2 separate regions of the Homo sapiens genome follow, and region 2 is linked to region 1. A link is a loop called in an ENCODE intact Hi-C map of the cell type or tissue named here. Cell type or tissue: Calu3. All regions are shown on one strand.

Region 1 (8,000 bases):
TCTTATAGACACAGCTGTTCTCTTTGCCCTCCATTCATTTCCAGGAGCACTAACTCGTCAGGTCTTTTTCATGCTTTCGCTTATTTGTTTATGTTTTGTTTTGTTGTGTTCACTTTGCCTAGCTTTATATTCCTTAGGCTGCCTGGTCCAAAAATCCTCCTACAATTAGGAACTTTAAATGAAAATGTTCCTTAACCCGGGTGAATCTTCAATCCTTATTTCTAATCTAATCTAGGCAACAATGAAATCATATAACTGCAACTGCCTGAAGTCATATGATTGCACTTTTTTGACCCTTAAATACATTGTAAAACTTACTCAGGATGCCTAAAAGAATTCTCCTCTGGCATGTGGCAGGAAGAGTTTTAAAAGGCCTTTGTTAGTTAACCTTTCTCTTGGGCTAAGCTTACAAGCATCCTAGTTTATAGAAAGCAAATTATCTCATGTTTAAGGCTTTGGGCCCTTTTTTTGTGGTTGTGCCGGACACATGGCATATAACTGAAGTAAACAAATGGTGAGGAAGTCTTAAGTGATATTCAAGAAAAAATGATAAAATGCCTGAGATAACAAACTTTTATGTTTGTTAACATGTCAAAATTAGATTTGAATACAATGTAATTTCTGATTTAAAAAAATTCTTTTAATGTGCGTTTAGTACCTCAGATTGGAGGTCACCTTGATAGCTTTTAAAATGTTATATAATCATCCATTAGCTAGTAATAATTCATAGAAGTTTGAATAATTAGTTTTATTGCCAAAGGATATCTGAATAAAGGAAGAAATGCACATATCCTGGGGCCTCGCGTTTGAGCTAGGTGTCACAAATCTATGCTTTTTACAAATTCCAAAAGTGAGCATTTCAAATGAAAATTATGCACAAAATTTAAGTAGAAACTTCAGACATAGAAAAGGCCAAAGTAGACAAGATCTCTTTACTATTTCATAAGTAATACTAAATTCTAAATAGCATTTTATAATTCTAAATATTAACAGTTTAACCACAAGTTTGCAAAATTACCCTAAAGATGAAGAGTGCCCCATTCAAAAAGGAAATACAATGTAGGATGCTCTCATCATGTAATTTACCTCATTTAGCCTGCAAGCCATTGTGTGCAGTAGGGAGATACATCAAAATTCTAATTTCTATATATGTAGTCAATTGAGACATTGTATTAGTCAGGGTTCTCTAGAGGGACAGAATAATGGAATATATAAAAGGGGAGTTTATTAAGTATTAACTCACACAGTCACAGGGGCCTGCAGTAGGCTGTCTGCAGGCTGAGGAGCAAGGAGAGCCAGTCCAAGTCCCAGAACTGAAGAACTTAGAGTCTGATGTTCGAGGGCAGGAAGCGTCCAGCACTGGAGAAAGATGTAGGCTGGGAGGCTAGGGCAGTCTCATTTTTCACATTTTTCTGCGTGCTTATATTCTAGCCATAGTGGCAGCTAAGATTAGATTGTGCCCACTCAGATTAAGGGTGGGTCTGCCTTTCCCAGCACACTGACTCAAATGTTAATCACCTTTGGCAACACCCTCACAGACACATCCAGGATCAATACTTTGTATCATTCAATCCAATCAAGTTGACACTCAGTATTAACTATCACAGACATTAATAACTTGCCCAAGGCTGTGCAGTTGTCAAGTTACTGAACTATCTTGTCAGACCTGGGCCTATCCAATTCCAGAGTACATTCTACATTTTTATTTTGTGGAAGGTAAAACAAAATGTGAAAATATATTAATTTTCAATATGCTTTTACTTGTGATATTGTCAATAATAAACAGGACTGGCTACAGTGCTACATGGAGAAACAGGGGCTTTGGATGAGAAAATCCATCTTTGCACCCTTGTTGTCATTTTCTAGCTGTGTACTTTTTCATTGATTTCACAAATATTTATGTAGCACCTACTATGTACCTGACACTTTTCCAAATGGTAAAGATATATCAAAACAGAACAAAACAGAAAACTTCAATAGGTATGCATTCCAGAAAGATGGGGGTGGGAGATAGGGGTGAATGCTATCCAGGCCAAGAAAAGAGTAAATGCAGAGACTTTGAGGTTGGATGAAGCCCATTGTTTCAGGGTCTGGAAACAGTATACTAGCTGGTAAAAAATATACTAGGCTGTGGCTGTCACTGGCAGGAAATATTTAACTTTTTATTTGACATCTCAGTAGATGGCCAGTGGAAAGTCAGAACAACATAGTGGTTAAGAGTTTGGCTTCTGGCATTCAATGGAAAGATTTGGTATTGATTGATATATTTACTAACTCTGTGTCATTTATGAAATTTTTTAACTTTTCCCTAAGTCTCAGATAATTCTTGTGTAATGTAAGGATAATAAAGTGACGGCCTCATAGAGGTGACATGAGTGCAGAAGGGGATTAGCTGTATAAAAGTTCTATTTTTTTCACATGTTCTGGCATGCGGTGAATGTTTATTGAATAATAAACTTAATGAACTATGTGCACACATCAAAAATTATGCAACATTTCTGAGAGAATTCAAGAAGATCCAAGTAAATGGAGAGAGATATATGTCTGTGGATTAGAAGAATAAATATTGTTAAAATGTTAATTTTATAAAATTTGATGTAAAGGTTTGACAATCTCAATCCAAATCTCAGCAAGAATTTTTTTGAATGAAAATCAACAAACTGATTTTAATATTTTAATATGAAAATCCAAAGGACTGGGAATAACCAAAACTGTTTTTTAAAAAGATTAAAGTTGGAGGATATGTTCTACCTAATTACAAGAGTTAGTATAAAGCTATAGTGAATGAGACAGTGTAGTTGTGAGTTAAAATTAGACAAGTGATCAAAGGAAAATAATAAAGCAACCAGAAATAGATCCACACATATATGGTCAACTGATTTTCACGAGGATGCAAGGCTTCTTTTTACAAAGGATGCTGGAACAATTGAATATCTTTATGCAAAATTAAATTTGAAGGTTACTTCACATCTTACAGAAAAACTAACTCAAAATCGATGATAGATCCAAAAGTTACAGCTAAAATTAGAAAACTTTTAGAAGAAAACAGAAGAAAAATCTTTGCAATCTTGGGTTCTGGATAGATTTCTTGGCTAGGACCCCAAAATTATATAATATCCTAAAATAAATTGGTAAATTGGACCTCATACATATTAAAATATAATAGAGAAAAGTCTTGCTATGTTGCCCAGACTTCTCTCACACTCGGGGCCTCAAGTGATTCTCCTGTCTTGGCCTCCCAAAATCTTTTGCTCTTCCAGAGATGCTGTTAAGAAAATGAATAGGCAAATCACAGACTAGGCAAAAAGTATATCAGACTAAAAAATTGGATTCAAAATCTATGCAATATTTTTACAATTTAAGACAAGAGACAACTTGATAAACAGATGGTGTAAGATTGACATCAAAAAGGCTGGAGGGACACTTTAGGGTAAGAGAAATGTTCTATATTATGATTGCAGTGATGGTTTCACCACATCTACATATATCAGCCAAAATTATTAAAATTGTATGTTTAAATTGCTAAGTATTATTATATTATATTTTAACTGTTTCAACTGTTAAGCAAAAAGAAAAACAACATTGTCCATGGGTTGTTACTGTTGACACTGAGTGGTGATGGGCATGTGGAAATTCACCATATTATTTTTTCTATGTTTCTGTATTAAAAAGTCAAAGATTATATGTTGTTAAATGGCATGTAGGAAAGTTATATGATTCTGCCAGAATATATAACATTACAAATCCAACTTAAACTGAAGGGCGTGGTGCTGAAGGAACACTCTATGTGAAGAATGAATTGGAGTTAACTAAATGAAAAGGCATGCTGGGGTATTAGAGGAGAAATTATTTCAGCACGAGGCATAGATTTTTAGCAGGATTGAGAATAGCATAATTGAGGGACACTTATAAGACTTGTATGGTTAAAGTTCCCAAAGTAAATTTTGTTATAAAAGTTTCAAATAGATTTTATTATTGAAAGAGTCAAGGAATAAATTTCAGGTGACATATCATGATACAAAGAGTGGAGAGGAAGCCAGTCTCCTTAGTCTGAAGAGGATATAAAATCAGTGTCCTCAGCCTTTTTGACTTTAAATCTGATAGAATAATTTAAAAAAACCTTTAAATTAAAAAAACAAGCAAAATTTAATAGAATCAAAGGATAATTCAAGAACTGAAAAATTACAGGTTTAAATTACAAATAAAATCATGCAAGTATTGATGCATTTAGCTTCTCCCTAGATAAAATGTGAAGTTGAAGTTAATTTTCAAGGAGGAGGATAGTAGAGTCTTCAAAAGGGTCCTTTATTAAAAAGAGAAAACAATTTTACAACTTCCTCCTACTGACTTTTGAAGAAATTTCTTTTCAGGCAAATAGACAGCTACCAGTGAGTCTCATAGGTTTAGGGAAAGAGGAAAGACATCTACCCTCCACTCTACACTTCAGGCTTAAGGCTCTGCACATTGAGGAAGAAAACCAAGACAGACTCTTATTAACTGGTTACAGCCACATTCTTCAGCAGGTGATCAGCAAGGACAGAGAAGAGGGCCAAGTCAGTTTTCCCTCTTTCCCCATGTTAAAGGTTAGCGTACATGGTACACTAACCAGTGCAATCAGGGACCTTTACTTTCTTATAGACTTCAGCCTCCATCCCCTATTTGGTTGGGCACCGAGGGAAATCATCCCAAAATATGTATATTTTTGGTCAATTTTTCCTTTTTGTATCTCTAGTGCCTAGATAAGTACCTGGTATATATCAGGTACCAATGAATATTTGTTGGATACATGAATAAAATCCTTAACCTGAAATAATTATTACATTTAACTCGTGTACAGAAGACACTGAACCACGTTTCACCCCTCATTATAATCTCTTATCTTCTCAGTAGCATTTTTCCTATTCTAAATCACTTCTAACATGAATCTACTTAATAAAGCTCCATTTGAATTATTTTATACATTCTTGAAGGAAAGCGGCTCACATCTCTGCTCCCTATGCATTGCTACAGTTTACTCATGTGCGTGTTTCCATAACATTGCACTCTGGATTTTTCTAAAACAAAATGTTAATGTACTTTTAACTAAAATATTTCCAGCCCATACATAGCAATTAATAGATATTAGTTTCACTATAGCCAAGGCAGTTTCTAGATCCATTCATATTATTTAGTTAAAAAGTTATAAAATGCATAAAAATGGTAAAGTTTTCATTTTCTTTGAACATCACGTATGTTTTAGTATAGTGTCATATGACAGGGCTGACAGAAAAATGTTGGAGGATTGAATAACTTTGAGCACTGTATAAAAATGTCAGTCTGAGAGGAAAATATTATAGACCCTTTCCAAATGAAAATGGGTTGTGATTTAGGGAAATATCCAGTTTTTATTATTTTCTGGCATCAGAGGCTAATGTAATAACTGTTATAAACTACAGAGAGTTGGGATAACTGGCTTGGCTTTGGAGCCAGCAGTCATTACTCAGTATCATGTCGTCTAAATCTTTGGGACTATGAAAACCTGAGGCTTTTCCCTATTGTCCAAGGAAGTCTGTGTGGGGTCTGGAAATTGCCCACTTTTCTATAAGCCTTTACCGTCCTCCCTTTTTCTCCCCTCCAGGCAACCCTCATGCTATTTTTTTTTAAACTTTGTGTTTTCCTGTCTTTAGTCTCACTCCCTGCCCCACTGTCTATTCACTTGTCACATAGGGCATTACACAGAGGATCCACAAACTGTTATTTTCTGTAAAAAGATAAAGCACAGGAGGTCTGGAGAATAAACAAAGTCATTTTTGAGTGGTCTTTTAATTCACTTATACTAATTTCACTTGATAAAAGGAACTCCCACCCTTTGCTTCTGGAACAAGTCTTTCATCTTTTATCTCTGAATTCTCTATGGCCAGATAAACTATATATACCATTGCAGTACATTTCATTTCCTTCCTTTAATTTCCTCAGCACTAATTTTTTTTTGAAGATTTGACATTGGTCAGTACTCTTTAAAAAAGAATAAAAACAACATTATAATTGTGTATCTACTCACAGAGCATCTTACATGATGTGATTTCTTACTACTGTATTTTCCATGAAAGGGCTAATATAGAATCTGCCCTCTGGGTCACGGGTCTGCTGCTGTAAGGACACTGCTGTGTCTGTGGTTGTGGCTGTGACTACAGTAGTCAGAATGTGCGTTTGATCTGTGCAAGACTCTGGTTTGGTTTTATCCATAGGGAGACCAAACAATTGGATCTTAGCCTTCTAGAAGCCATTTCATGAATCCAATAATTCAAGCTTTTAAAACATAAAACTCAACTTTCACTTAATTAGAAATCTCTAAATCCTAGGATTCTTAAAGAATGTCATATGTGATGGGGCTCTTCAGTGCTAAAGATACAGTGGCCACGGTGTGTGGATGAATATTTAACAACCGGCTCTTAGGGGAGGGGAAGCCCCAGTTATAGTATTTGCTGATTTCTGTGGTGTAAATACTCCAATTATTGTCAATTTTGAGCTACCTTGGAAACATCAATAAATGTGGAGTTGGGAATTAATGGATGCAATTTGTTCTTGGGAATGTGCCTGAGCAGTTTCAGCATCCCCTGTGAGATGAACAAAAGAATGTATTTGAATCAGGCCATAGATATTAATTTGAAATCACTACTTTAGAAAACATAAATATCAAGTGTTACGTGTTTTTGCTACTAAAAGAAAAGAAAAAGCGTTAAGTGTGCTTCAGGGTGAAATGTTTTAAATCAAATAAACTAGAAAGAGAAGTCTGGGTTGAGGAAGCAACATTTCTGGTGCAGATTTAAACACAGCCCATGTAAACAATATAACTTTTTTTTTTTTTTTTGGTATTTTCGTTTAGTAGAGACAGAGTTTCACCATGTTGGTCAGGCTGGTCTCAAACTCCTGACCTCAAATGATCCACCCACCTCAGCCTCCCAAAGTGCTGGAATTACAGGTATGAGCCACCGCACCCGGCCTAAAAAATATGATTTGTTCGTAGTTTCTGTAACTCAACTTATTTTTTTTCTCCTCCATTCTTTTGTGGTGCTGGTAACAATCCTCAATCAATTTGGAATCAATTGTTTTTCTCAAGTTGCATATAATATTAGGGAGGCTTATGTCATAGTAAACCATTAGCAAGCAGTAAGCCATCCTTGTCAGTGCTATGTGTCCACTTTGGCATCTGCTGAGATGGTTATAGAACACTGATAGTCATTGATCCATGCAGTAGATATGTCCTCTCTTCCTAACTATATGACTTCCAAGTCTTCTCAGTTATAACTCACTATTTTCTTGACATTGAGAGAACATGGTAGGGGATCTGTTGCTCCCACATCTTTCTGTTGTAATAGGAACTAAGGCTGAACTTGTCTAGATACAGCATTTACACACTTCTATCATAGGATGATTCATTATCACCCTCTACTCTCAGGGACCCACAAACTTATATATGCGTGCTGCTCTTTCCTGAAGTTTTCATTCCAAGTACTGGAGAGCAGACTTCTCCTTCCTTGAGACCCACCTTTATCCACATAATCAAAATTTCTCTTCCAACTATTTCTCAACCTCTACCACTATTAGCTTGGGGCACCTGTCTTGTGTCCTAGACTGAATGATGGCACAAAGAAAGCCTCAGTTTAATTCATGATGCTTTATTTCAAATTGTTTTCTAGGTTGTGAGCATTTTGTTTTCCTTTAAAGGTTTAGCCTTCTGGAATTCTAGAGTTGGGGAGAGAGTCCTCCATTTTCTCCTTGATAGTTTTACTTTCCTCTTTAAGTAGAAGAGCACTAAATGGTCTAGCATTTAAATTTAGGGAAGGGAGGATGAGGGAAAGGAAATATCAGGGAAAAAAACTTCCTTAATATCACAGAAATAGCATACCATGCTGGATTTATTGGAGCATTAATTTTTTTGTATTTTTATTAAATGTTTCTGCTACAAATATAGAAGAGCTAGTGGCCTAACCACAAACATGTTTTTTCTTCACTATTAG
Region 2 (8,000 bases), 270 kb before region 1:
AGATATGTTTTAATGGTTGTTGCTTCTGACAGAGCAGTGGAACCCCTTAGTGCTACTGTGAATGTTACTGTAATTTTAGAAGATGTAAATGATAACAGACCTCTTTTTAACAGTACCAATTACACATTTTACTTCGAAGAAGAGCAGAGGGCTGGGTCGTTTGTGGGCAAAGTAAGTGCTGTAGATAAAGACTTTGGGCCAAATGGAGAAGTAAGGTATTCTTTTGAAATGGTGCAGCCAGATTTTGAGTTGCATGCCATCAGTGGGGAAATTACAAATACTCATCAGTTTGACAGGGAGTCTCTTATGAGGCGGAGAGGGACTGCTGTGTTTAGCTTTACAGTCATAGCAACAGATCAGGGGATCCCTCAGCCTCTCAAGGATCAGGCCACTGTACATGTTTACATGAAGGATATAAATGATAATGCTCCCAAATTTTTAAAAGACTTTTACCAAGCTACAATATCAGAATCAGCAGCCAATCTGACACAAGTGTTAAGAGTATCTGCCTCAGATGTTGATGAAGGTAATAATGGACTTATTCACTATTCTATAATAAAAGGAAATGAAGAAAGACAGTTTGCTATAGACAGTACCTCTGGTCAGGTAACACTAATTGGCAAATTAGACTATGAAGCAACACCTGCCTATTCCCTTGTAATTCAAGCAGTGGATTCAGGGACAATCCCCCTCAATTCAACGTGTACTTTAAATATTGATATTTTAGATGAAAATGACAATACCCCTTCTTTCCCTAAATCAACACTCTTTGTTGATGTTTTGGAAAACATGAGAATTGGTGAACTCGTGTCCTCTGTTACTGCAACTGATTCCGATTCAGGTGACAATGCTGATTTATATTACAGTATTACTGGGACTAACAACCACGGAACTTTTAGCATTAGCCCAAACACTGGGAGTATTTTTCTTGCCAAAAAACTGGACTTTGAAACACAGTCTTTGTATAAATTAAATATAACAGCAAAAGACCAAGGAAGACCTCCTCGTTCATCTACAATGTCAGTGGTTATTCACGTGAGGGACTTTAATGACAATCCTCCTAGCTTTCCTCCTGGAGATATTTTCAAGTCTATTGTTGAGAACATTCCCATCGGTACATCTGTCATTTCAGTGACTGCACATGACCCTGATGCAGACATTAATGGTCAACTATCCTACACAATCATTCAACAGATGCCAAGAGGCAACCACTTTACCATAGATGAAGTCAAAGGGACTATATATACTAATGCTGAAATAGATCGGGAATTTGCTAATCTCTTTGAGTTGACTGTAAAAGCCAATGATCAAGCTGTGCCAATAGAAACTAGACGGTATGCTTTGAAGAACGTGACCATTTTGGTTACAGACCTCAATGACAATGTCCCAATGTTTATATCACAAAACGCCCTTGCTGCAGACCCATCAGCTGTGATTGGTTCCGTTCTGACAACAATTATGGCTGCTGACCCAGATGAAGGTGCTAATGGAGAAATAGAGTATGAGATCATCAATGGGGACACAGACACCTTCATTGTTGATCGTTATAGTGGAGACCTGAGAGTGGCTTCAGCGTTGGTGCCTTCACAGTTGATCTACAATCTCATAGTTTCAGCAACAGACCTTGGGCCTGAAAGGAGGAAATCGACCACTGAATTGACCATCATTCTTCAGGGCCTTGATGGACCTGTTTTTACTCAACCCAAATATATAACTATTTTGAAGGAAGGAGAACCCATTGGCACAAACGTGATATCAATAGAAGCAGCTAGCCCCAGAGGATCTGAGGCCCCAGTGGAGTATTATATTGTTTCAGTTCGTTGTGAAGAAAAAACTGTTGGACGCCTCTTTACTATTGGACGACATACTGGTATAATTCAGACCGCAGCCATTCTGGACCGGGAGCAAGGAGCATGTCTTTACCTGGTGGATGTTTATGCCATAGAAAAATCAACTGCTTTTCCCAGAACACAGAGAGCAGAGGTAATGATTTTGTAGTCATTTATTATTTGTTGATTTGCTTTTTAGAAAAATCATTCTCTTTATATTTACTCTCTATAATTGTTTACCTTCATTGTTTATTGTTAAATTTGTGAACAGGAACACCTAAAAATGTTCTGTCAAAGGCTAACAGAGAGTTACATAAACTTTAGTTTTAATCTTGGTTGCAACTAAACAACAAACTTTCTTTTCACTTTATATTTTACTTTATAGCAATCACATATATAAGGTTAAGGAGAAATCTTTAGCCATTTCAGAGGGGAAAAAATCCATATATCTAAGCTAAATTGCTGAGGTAATCTAAATACCACTCAATAAGGAAGGCTACCAGAAGATGGGCACTTTCAGAATTAAGAAGACCTATTCCAAAATGAAGAGCTTTGGTAGGAATCAGCATTGTACCATAGCTCTTCAGGAAGAGTGGCCATGGAGGATGGGCTGACAGTGTACACCAGGACAGTATTAACTTTCACATCCTCAGCAGTCTTGGCAGTTTCTTTATAGACAGTGACTAATTTTAATGTGCTGAGCCAAGTTTTGGAAGATTCCTGATTTCATCTGCCTTAACATTTTAGACACTGTCTTCTGACTTAGGATAATCCTTCCTTTTCCCTCTTAAATTAAGGCATGCAATGGGCTGTGAATAATCAGAGACTAGGGATTGTTTCTTGACAATACTGAGTTCAATGCCATGGGATAGATACACTCTGTTCTGTTTGTTGGTGAGTAAGAAATTAGTGTTTCATAGCATAAGCCAAAAGAATTCCAAGCTCAGCCTTCCCTGGAGTGTATTTTAGGCTACTGCCTCCTTGTATCGTTGATTTGCTTTTTAATTGAACTACTTTCAATGTTATTTTGATAATCAACTAGAAATGATATAGCTATACTCCAGAAAACTCTTGTTTGCTGTTTCTCAGTTCATTCTTTCCCTCCCCAGGCCCCTCAAAGACATTCTAGTGTCAGTCAGCCAAAAACACAAACATCAAATGTGGTTTGTGATACTTGGCAGTGACCCAGACACAACATGCAAGTGAAATTGAGGCTCATGTGCTTGTTTTCTTGCTTCTTTTCTTTTTTGGGGGGAGGAGGTGGGGATTTTCTTTATTTTAAATGATAATTTATTATTATTATTATATATTTTTGTATCCTCTGTGATTTTTTTTCATAGTAGTTGGTTATGTCTATCTATGGATGGGGAAGAATATTTATGGCTTAAAGGACCATATTAATTAGAGATATAATTCTAAGGGGAATTCAATTTTATCTTTACCTACATAGCACTGAAAGGATTTCTAAGCCAAATAACCTCTTTTACCTAATTATTTAAAAAATATTTTAATATAGGGCTTATATGTTGAGCTATTTGGTGTAGCTCAGGCCATGATTTATATGTAATTGAATTTTGATTTGAAGTTATCCATCTTCTAAACCCACAATCCTCTCTCTAACTTTCTTCTCTGGAATGAATACTTACATGAAAATATTTGATTAGTTTGAAAACCAAAATATTGATTGAAGGCAGGAAATTAAGTCATTCCAGACTTTAGATGAATTTGTTAAACTGTAAAACAGATTATGTTATTAGATGCTGTTGTTTGGTTCAGTGTAGTACATTTTATTAGAATACTATGGAGAATGAGAATAAATGCTCAGTTTTATCATTAGATTTATTGTGTCTTTTTTATTTACCCATTAGCTATGCAAAGATTGGCTTAGCATGAAAGTATTAAATAGTGCTGCCTCTGCAATAGGCAAGAAGATTAAAAATGTTTATAAGTAATTTTGTTATTAATAGGGGATGATTTGTTTATTACTTTTTATAAGTCAAGTAACACCAATATGAAAAGTTATCATATATACTATGTTCTATTCATTTAAAAATCTGGGGAGAATTCAATGTGATGATTTTTTTAATTAAAAAAAAGTCAGCATATCTTCTGTGAACTTAAGTGCTGAAATTGTAAACCCAATTTGAGTTCTCAAGATCCAACCACTTTGAAAATGAAAAGCAAATGTGTTTCTCCAAAGAATATTGAAAGCAGTGGTTGTGAGCTAGAATTTCATATTATTATTGGTTGGATTTTTCAAGTGTATACAATAAAGTGCTGTTTTCCTTCTGCTCAAACAATTAATTTACTGTGATTCTGCAAAAATAAGTTATACATTTCCTCTTGTTATCAAAGGCGATTTTTAAATTGTTTGTTTAATTGGACTTTGTCCAGCGCATTTTAAAAAATTATTCATGTACACTGATAAGAGTCTGGGTTGCTTACTCAGGTTTCTGGCAGAGTCATGCTGATCACATTCCATGGGCAGGCAGAGAGTCAGCGGGTAAAAGAGAAACAATTTCATCTGCATTCTTTTCCTAGCTCTGACATTTGGGGTAAGAGGCTAATGACTATGACTCTGATATTGTTCATTCCAAAGATGTGTCCAGTTATACACCTTTACTTACGCTACTTGTTATATCCAAAGATTTGGCATTGGTAGTAATGTCATTGAAAGATTGTGTTTGGGTTTCAGACACAAGATTAATTACCTTTTTATTTTGTCTCTTTATGTTCTCAGAAGAGCTTAGATAGTCTTGATTATGTTAGAATAGGCCATGTAAAGTTTGTGGCATTTTTCTAGGTTCACCAAAAAATAGATATATGTACTTCAGTAAGCATTTATCCTTTAATGTGTATTACATAGGAACATGCAACTTAGGAACGTGGTTAGACCTCATGATGGTCAGGGGCTTGTTTTATTGGTCTTTGTTATTTCAGACCGTGGCATATTACCTGATGTATAGTAGGTGCTCCATACATGTTTGCTGAATAAGATGGTAGAAGACCTAAGATCAGAACATATGTCTTTATAACTTGGGAATAAATCACCAGAGAAAAGCTGAGGAAATGAAGGAAGTTAATAAATCTGATGCTGCTCATTAATTGAACTCAGGTCAGAGCATAATAATTATCTCTGCTCTACAAATGAATTGATAACTGTCAGGAAACTCAACAAGGAAGAGGAATTTACGTGGGTGTTCTGATATGGAGCTTAGTGTTTAAATGGAAGGAAGCAATCTTATACATTCAGGTAGTCACCAGGCCATAGTTCCCAAACTTGCTACATTCAGGACCCCTTTATGCTCTTAAGAATTGTCAAGGACACCCCTGGAGACTTTGTGTAAGCATGTCTTGTCTATTGATATTTACCACTTTTAACAGTACAACTGAGGAAATTAAAAATATTTGTTAATTCATTTTAAAACTACATTATATTTTAAATATATAACATGTTTATTTTGTTTTAAAAAAGTTTATTTTTTCTAACTAAAAATTAAAGAGTGGCATTATCTTACATCTTTACAAATCTCTTTAATATCTAGCTCAATAGAATACAGCTGGATTCTCAAATCTTCTTGGGCAATATATTGCAATATGTTGTGTTTTTGGCTAAAATATACAAGCAGAATCCATCCTTACACAGATATTTTGAGTGGGATAATAGAGAAATAGTTTGCCTACTGCATCAGAAGTCCACAGTGGCAGTTTCTTAAGACTTACTTGCAGTGTGGAATATGAAACCCTGTCAGCAAACTTTTCATAGTCTGTTACATAAAAATACATTTATCTCGCATTCGTAATGATTTTTTTTTACCTATTCCTGATTTAGAAATATCAGGCATTGATCATTTCAAAATTATTGGTGTAACTGATAAGGAATTTATCATAAAAGTCTTTAATATATGACTCTCAACCTGTTGGTGATGGTTAGAAGTTTTCCAAATTTGAATTTTTACTCGAAAGCTCAAATTTCACTATTAGTAACATATATTGTTGTTTTCCTGGAAGTGTCAGGCTTCCTTTGTTCATGATAAAAAGAAAAGATTATGCATACTCAAATATTTAAAAAGAAACAGTTGCTCTTTCGAGTAAAAATCGTATTCCACAAATCAAGTGGCTAGTTCAGCTTACAATTCAATTACACATATGCATTTCTTTGAGAAAACCACAATACCTAGGTACAGAGTAATGGGTCTTTGTGCACATATTGCTTTGTGTCACACAGGATATTGAAAAGACATCAAAGTTGAGTCTAGATTTGATAAAATTAATACGTTTTTTGTTTTCTCAAGAAAACTTATTTACCTTTTTAAATGAAATAGTTTTGTTTGTTTGTTTGTTTTACTGTGAGTATGTGGTGGTGAAGAACACAATTACTGCTAAAGTACTTTGGATCTACTGCTTTGATTTGTGCTAAAGTACCACCAGTTTTACCCACCATTGCTTTTGCACCTCTAGCATAAATGCCAACACAGTGAACAAAGGCAGAGGATGGTTTGCATTATCATGTAAACAGTGTTGATTTCCCAGGACTCCTTAAACAGGTCTCTGGTTTGCATGGAGGTCCATGCATACTCCACAGTGAGAGAACCATTGGTGTGGGTAGTGAGATTTTGGCAGTTCAGTTAACAACCAGGAAAAAAAGAGCCACTCGAAATAATATATTAAAAGTATGTTTGGAATATTAGGTAAATGGACTATGATTCATTAATGATTACAAATGAGTTTTAGCAATCTGATAATAAATTAATTTATTTTCACAAGAAACTATTAAGATTTCCAAGAGAAATGATGGAGACATTTGTGAGGTCAGTTTTGGATACAAACGTTAGAAATGATTTTCTTTCACAGGGTTTTGAATCACAGTAGTGCACCTTAGATTAAATGTCTGTATATCTTGTGTATTGAACCTCACAAGCAGAATACAGGCAAGAGAGCTGGATATATAATAACTGTTATTATTATAAAATTTATTGAATATTGCTATGTTTAGACATAATGATAAGTGCATAGTGATAAGTGCATTTTTAGGGATTTTATTTAACCCATACAATACTAATATCATTTGCATTTTGTAGCTATGGAAACTGAGTCTCAGATAAGTTAATAAGTCGCTTAAGTTCATATAGATAGAAAGAAAACCATATCCAGACTTGAGTAACTTCACAATGCATCCTCATAACTACTCTTCTATCAAGCTGGATCAGTCTGTGGTTTTGGTTAAGAGAAAAGCTCTTTGCCCTATAGCTATGATGATATATGTATGCTTTTTAATAACTTTGTTTTCACTCTCTGATTTGTTGCTTAAAAAGCATTTAAGGCCAGGCAAAGTGGCTCACACCTTAAATGGGAGGCCAAGGCAGACAATTCCTTGAGGCCAGGATTTTGAGACCAGCCTGGGCAACATGGTAAAACCCCATCTCTACTAAAAATACAAAAATTTGCCGGGCATGGTGGTGCACGCCTGTAGTCCCAGCTACTTGGGAGGCTGAGATAGGAGAACCACTCAAACCCTGGGAGCAGAGGCTGCAGTGAGCTGAGATCATGCCATTGCACTCCAGGCTGGGTGACAGAATTAGACTTTATCTCAAAAAAAAATTCATAAGTATTTTTATGTATTGTGTAAAATAAAGGGAAACAATTTTTGCCTACCACAGCTAAGGCCCTCAGCAGATCGGTTACATCCCTAGGCATCATTAGTGGTGGTAGCAAGGAGCCTAAATTGAATTAGGAAGACTTCCAAGGGTTTCTAGAGCAGGGAAGAAGATGAGAATTTGAGAGAAGGGAGCTGAAGGCAAATGGAGAGCAAAGGTAGATGAGGGGCCTCTTCTAACCTACAGCACTATTCACTTTGGAAGCAGTCACTGGAGTTTAAGAAGGTGGAGAATTATTTTTGAATTTTTAGGTGATAAATCATCTTCTTTGGAATAATGATGGGGTTGGAGTGGATGGAGTGTGAAGATTATTTTAAATAGGAAAACATTTTACTGCTTCCTATGTGTTTGAAGTCAAGAGTGTTTCTTTAAAAAACAGCCTGGGATAAATTTTTTGATTTTGTTTCTTCCCTATTGGTATGTTTTTAAATGTATTGAACAAAATGCTGTGAATTAAAGGGCTTTATAAATTTTTAAGATGGGTACAAATGTGTATGACAAACAGGATTATTGA

The links. Hi-C counts contacts between places; a loop is a spot of excess contacts. Peaks named below come from ENCODE experiments on the same cell type or tissue, not always from the same donor. Only the 100,000 strongest peaks of a DNase experiment are listed, where the experiment ranks them.
Region 2: a loop joins it to region 1, with 3 times the contacts of the local background. A loop is called at or near these places in 4 of 110 quality-filtered maps.

The regions. Positions count from the first base shown.
Region 1 is chr4:125,594,014-125,602,013 of GRCh38, forward strand. No RefSeq gene overlaps it. Among named protein-coding and RNA genes, the nearest start is that of MIR2054, 91 kb to the left of the region's middle. In Calu3, no CTCF peak of the experiment used is centred here; no DNase peak of the experiment used is centred here.
Region 2 is chr4:125,319,604-125,327,603 of GRCh38, forward strand. It overlaps FAT4 (FAT atypical cadherin 4), which reads left to right. Exons shown (of 18, transcript NM_001291303.3): 2 at 1-1,983. Among named protein-coding and RNA genes, the nearest start is that of FAT4, 8.6 kb to the left of the region's middle. RefSeq lists an enhancer at 5,980-6,584. In Calu3, no CTCF peak of the experiment used is centred here; a DNase peak (open chromatin) is centred at 4,308.